Regions from separate parts of the Homo sapiens genome. Here region 1 is linked to region 2. A link is a contact called in ENCODE Hi-C or POLR2A ChIA-PET data. All regions are on one chromosome and are shown on one strand. The core of a region is the stretch at or near the end of the contact, and the rest is flanking DNA. Distances in the headings are between cores, read along the strand shown.

Evidence for each region. Hi-C counts contacts between places; a loop is a spot of excess contacts on that map. ChIA-PET counts read pairs that join two places held with the same protein, here RNA polymerase II (POLR2A).
Region 1: POLR2A ChIA-PET joins it to region 2 with 28 read pairs in PC-3. The contact joins the enhancer-like site here to the promoter of IFT25 in region 2. A Hi-C loop is called at or near these places in 1 of 168 maps with a recorded cell type or tissue (heart right ventricle). POLR2A ChIA-PET finds 5 or more read pairs at or near these places in 14 of 52 experiments (H1, HEK293, HepG2 and 9 more).

Annotation. Positions count from the first base shown.
Region 1 is chr1:53,981,232-53,983,931 of GRCh38, forward strand. No RefSeq gene overlaps it. Among named protein-coding and RNA genes, the nearest start is that of LDLRAD1, 36 kb to the right of the region's middle. Within about 2 kb of position 1,445, at least 13 of the 41 ENCODE cell types and tissues checked have a DNase peak (open chromatin) inside an H3K27ac peak, as active enhancers do; they include heart right ventricle, where a contact is called at or near this core.
Region 2 is chr1:53,944,052-53,946,993 of GRCh38, forward strand. IFT25 (intraflagellar transport 25) reads right to left here and starts at 1,648. Exons shown (of 6, transcript NM_016126.4): 1 at 1,504-1,648. LRRC42 (leucine rich repeat containing 42) reads left to right here and starts at 2,299. Exons shown (of 9, transcript NM_001256409.2): 1 at 2,299-2,498. RefSeq lists a silencer at 1,545-2,614.

The DNA.
Region 1 (2,700 bases), core at 195-2,694, 37 kb after region 2:
AAATAAGCAACAGTGCTCCACCTCCAACAAAAATCTGATGTGGCAGATCCCAGGACTACTCTTTTGAGAAACTGGGTGATGACGGACTGAGGATAGCAACAATCCTCCAAATAAAGTGCTCTATAAATGGCGATGTGCTTTGCGGTTGGGAAAAACAAGGCTCAGCAGTGTGGAATGTGTGCCGGGACAGGCTGGAGGCAAGTGTAAATCCCAGATTGACCTCAGGTCCAGGTATTTCCCCTTGGCATTGAGCAGGCTAAATGGAGAATTTTGCAGGCCTTGATCTCATTCACTTTCATCACTCCCACCTGGGCGGAACAGGCGGCTCAAATCACTGCCTCAGTCTGCTGGTCTATAAAATGAAATAATGGTGATTGGGCCTGTATTCTCCACGAATGAGGGAGAACAAATCTGCAAAGTATGGACCCCCAGGACTGAGTGGGGCTGGAACACTCTGGAGAAAGCTGCTATGGACTAAATGTTTGTGTCCCCCTGAAATTCATGTTGAAACTCTAATCCCCAACGTGATGGTATTTGGAGGTAGGGCCTTTGGGAGGTAATTAGGGTGAGATTAGATGATGAGGGTGGAGCTTCCAAGATGGAATTAATGCCCTTATAAAAAGAGGAAGAGGCTGGGCGCGGTGGCTCATGCCTGTAATCCCAGCACTTTGGGAGGCCAAGGCAGGCAGATCACTTGAGGTCAGGACTTCATGACCAGCCTGGCCAACATAGTGAAACCCCATCTCCACTAAAAATACAAAAATTAGCCAGGTGTGGCGGTGCATGCTTGTAATCCCAGCTACTCGGGAGGCTGAGGCAGGAGAATAGCTTGAACCCGAGAGGCGGAGGTTGCAGTGAACTGAGATCGCACCACTGCACTCCAGCCTGGGTGACGAGCGAGATTCCATCTCTAAAAAACTAAATAAAAAGAGGAAGAGACACAGTGCTCTCTTGCTGTCTCCTCCTCCACCCACCTCCTCCTCCTCCTTCCCCCCTACTTCTCTCCCTCCCTGAATGCTTGCACCAAGGAAAGGCCATCGGAGGCCATAACCAGGAAGAGAGCCCTCACGAAGAACCTGACCATGTTGGCACCGATCTCAGAATTCCGGCCTCCAGAATTATGAGAAATAATTATTTGTTATTTAAGCCACCAAGTGTTTGGTATTCTGTTATGGCAGCCCGAACTAAAACACATGACTATTTGCTCAAAGGATTCAGAAAGCAGCCAAGAAGGAATAACGGGGGTCACATTCACCCTCCTGCCTGGAAAAAACTGGGCAGAATGTATGAAGCAATAGTTTCAAAGTGCTAGACAGCAGGCAACAAAGGACAGTGATCCCGGAGAAACAGGAAGCAAACGAGGTGAGCCCCGCGATGGCTCCAGCTGCCTGCGGGGGAAGTTTCCAGGCTGCAGCACAGGGAAGGGGAGCAGAGGCGGAGCCCAACAGAATTCCTGAATTGAAGCAGCAGGAGCTCCCAGGACAGCATACTGGAGAGGAGGAGCGGCACAGAGACATCTCCGGAGATAATGCGCAGAGAGAGAACTTCAGCGGAGTGCTGCTCAGCATGTGCGTGTGAGCAACCCACTCCAGGCCAGGGTAGGAACCACCCAGAAGGATGAGAGGAATCTAACTTTGATGGTCATAAAAAACAGAATAGCTTCTGTTCCCACCAGTCAGACAGGAAAGCCTCATTATCCATGGGGTATTGGATAGGGCACTCGGGAGAGTCTTGCCTCAGTCATGGGGAATAATTAATCCTAGGTAATAATTAGCCTAGACAAAACATGGCTCTGCTCCCACCCAATAAATCTTAAAAGCAAGAATTTAAAGGATCAAACTGTTTCAAGTAACTTAACTGCAGTCCCAAAACAGAGCTCGAGAATATTTACAGGAAATCAAAAATACCTAGCACCTGACAAATGAAAAATCTTAATGTCTGGTCCAGTAAAAAATTACTTGGCATGGTCTATATATAAACCCTCACTTTACAAACAATTGACTTTTGACAAGGGTGCCAAGATAATTGAAAGGGAAAAGAATAGTCTTTTCTGTATTTTTTCTTGTTTTAGAGATGGGATCTCGATCTGTCACTTAGGCTGGAGTACAGTGGTGTGATCATAGCTCACTGCAGCCTGGAACTCCTGGGTTCAAGAGATCCTCCTACCTCAGCTTCCTGAGTAGCTGGGACCACAGGCTCATGCCACCATGCCTGGCTAACTTTTTTTTTTTTAATTTTGTGTAGAGACAGGGTCTCACTACGTTGTCTAGGCTGGTCTCAAACTCCTGGCCTCCCAAAGTATTGGGATTACAGGCATGAGCCACCGTGCCTAGCCAAGAATAGTCTTTCCAACAAACGGTACCAGACAACAACTGGATATCCACATATAAAAGAATAAAGTTAGACTTTTTTCTTCATACTATATCCAAAATTTAACTCAAAATGGATCATAGACTTAAATATCAGGGTTAAAACTATAAAACTCTTAGAAGAAAATATAGCCATAAATCTTCATGACCTTGGGTTAGACAAAGCCTTCTTAGATATGACACCAAAAACAACTGACAGTTGGTAGGGCTCAGTGGCTCATGCCTGTAATCCCAGCACTTTGGGAGGCTGAGACGGGCAGATCACTTGAGACCAGGAGTTCGAGACCAGCCCTGGCCAAAATAGTGAAACCCCATCTCTACTAAAAATACA
Region 2 (2,942 bases), core at 398-2,897:
CACATGCTTTAATACAAAACTCATTTCACACCTTCTATATTCACCATTACCCTTCCTATTTCCTGTTTTGGGTAGAATTACTTAAGTAGAAACGGCAGAGACTTGGTTTTCTTTAAGGTTCTTTGTTGCAGTTAATGAGAAGAGGCAACCAACCTTAGAGAAATCCATACAATGCCAGGCCTGGTGACTCGCCTGTAATCCTGACACTTTGGAAGGCCGAGGTGGGCGAACAGCTTGAGCTCACAAGTTCAAGACCAGCCTGGGCAACATGGTGAAACCCCAAAACCCTCTCTACTAAAAATTCAAAAATTAGCCGGACCTGGTGGCAGGCGCCTGTAATCCCAGCACTTTGGGAGGCCCAGGCAGGCGGATCACTTGAGGCCAGCGGTTCAAGACCAGCCTGACCAACATGGTGAAACCTCGTCTCTACTAAAAATATAAAAATTAGCTGGGTGTGGTGGCAGGTGCCTGTAATCCCAGCTACTCCGGAGGCTGAGGCAGGAGAAGCTCCTGAACCCAGGAAGCGGAGGCTCAGTGAGGCGAGACCGCGCCACTGCACTCCAGCGTGGGCGACGAGCGATTATGTCTCCAAAAAACAAAACAAAGTGCAGGTTTGGGAGGTAGTCTAATCCCCCACCCCTTTAGAGCAAGGCAATTTCCTCAGGGCCGCAGTTTACCAAAGGTGGTACACTCTGGGGTGCTATCCTTTCCATTTTTTACAATCCCTGACCCTGGTATTCCCTGATGCCTTATCCTGTCTTCTAAACCAGTGCCACTGGTTTCGTCCCCAGTTCACCCTTTCATCGCTAGCTCACATGCCCTTTGTGGTCCTTCTTTCCCCAAACCTCTTCAGGTCAAGTCCTTAGAGGACCTTCTCCCTGACCAGCTCCCTTGGTTCTGGTGCTACAGCTGGACTCCTCACGCTCTTTCTTCAAGCATCATCCATTGGGAACGTGGTGTACTTTAGAAAACACGGACCCGGCCTAAGGCTTCTGTCTCCGAGGGGCCAGGGCCACGGCTTCCAAGGCAAACCAGCCCTGGCACCACCTTCTCACCTCCATCCCAAACCCTCCTCCTCAGTTCAAGGCCCTAAAGCCTCAGACTTGTGGAGGCCCGCCCCAAATTATGTAAAGAATATATAAATGCCCCCGACCTTAGGTACAATTTATAGCTAGATGTGTTACGTTGCGGCTGACAGCTTACATTACATTTTGGTAGACTAATTAATTTCGATTTACAACTGGTTTTCCCTTTTGGGGGGTCAAGACGCTATTTCTGGCCTCAAAGAGTTTCGTGGGCTGGTAGTGGCGCTTCCAGGGTCTAGAGGAAAAGGCGGGCCCGCGTCAGACCTCCCGCCGCGGCCCTTCCACGCCTCCCGCCGCGCGTCTCTTCACCACCCCTCCACTGTTGCTCCCTTCCCACCAACATCCCCGTCCTTCTGCCTTGCCCGGCCAGGCCCCCATACCCTCTGGTGCCAGCCTGCCTACCCCGCTACCCGCTCACCTGGGACTCCCGTTAGCTCTGGGCGCCGGACCTTCCGGGCTCGAAACCTCCCTTGCGCCCCGCCCCACGCAGAGCGTCCCGACCCGCAGCTCCGCCTGCTCGCCGCGGCCTCCGTGGAGTCCGGGGTCGCGCGCGCTCCAACTCTGAAATCTTCGCGCCACGCCTCCCACAAGCCCCGTCCCACCCTCAGCCCCGCCCCTTCGCCGCGGCCACCGCTGAGTTTCCGGGCGCGCGCTCCTACCCCGAGCTCTTTGCGCCACGACTCCCACAGGCCCCGCCCTGCCCTCAGCCCCGCCCCACCCCGCCACCGCGGCCTCCACCGAGTTCCCGGGCGCGCTCGCTCCACCGAGTTCCCGGGCGCGCTCGCTCCTACCCCGAGCTTTTCGCGCCACGCCTCCCAGAGGCCCCACCCCGCCTCAGCCCCGCCCCCTCGCGGCGGCCTCGGCCCCTCCTACCCCTAGCTCTTAGCGCCACGCCTCCCACAGGCCCCGCCCACAATCGGCCCCGCCCTCTCCGGCTCCCATTACTTCGCGGGCCAAGATGCGAAACCACTCCTGTGCGCCTTTCCCCAGGCCAGTCCCGGGGCGCGCGCTGCCTACCCTCCCCCAGCTCAGCTCTATCCCCGGGGCCCGCAGGACCCAGGGGACCCACCCTCCCGCGAGCACGCACGCGCAGGGCCCACCTCTGCGAGTTCCAAACCCTCGGCCCTCGGGTCGCCTGCCCTGGGCCTGGCCCCGCCTCCAGGTCCGGCCCCGCCTTCGTGCCGGGGCCCGCGCACGCGCGCCTCCCCGGCCCAGCCTTGCTCCCGCCCCCGCCGGTCCCGCGGTCCCACGGCGCCTGGTTGCCCCCAGCCCCCTCCCTCCTCCCACCTTCACTGTGTCCCACCCTTCCTAGCTTTGTGCCCGGGGTGCTGAGCCCTTCCCCGTCAGCCGGGCCGCGGGAGGAGGGAGCCGTCACCGAGGAGCTGCCGCTCGCTGCCCCGGGCAGGGGCACAGGTAGGTGGCGGCCGCGGGCCGGGCCGCTCGCGGGGCCCCGGGTTGCGTGTGGGAGCGGGGGCGGGGTGTTAGGGAGGGGCGGGGTGGGGGAGGGGACGCCCCAGAGGGACGGCGGGGCGCGGGTTGAGGGGAGGATGAGGTATACTGGTGGGGGCGATGGGTTTAAGGGTGGCGTAGGGGTGCGGGGGCAGGCTATGGGGACGTGTGAGAATTGGGGTTCGGGGCCTGGGTGGGACAGGGAGCAGGATTAGCCTGGGTGGACTCGGGGAGAGGCATGCTTGGGGAGAGAGCGGGAAGAAGGAAGGGGGAAGGGAATGGGATTTTAGGGGTTCAAGGAGGAAACGAGATAGGATAGGAATAGAGAGGGTGGGGTCTTGGGGGCAGGGAAGAAAAGTTGGGGGTGTGGAATGCCAAGTTGGGGATAGTGAGGCGTGAAGGAAGAGG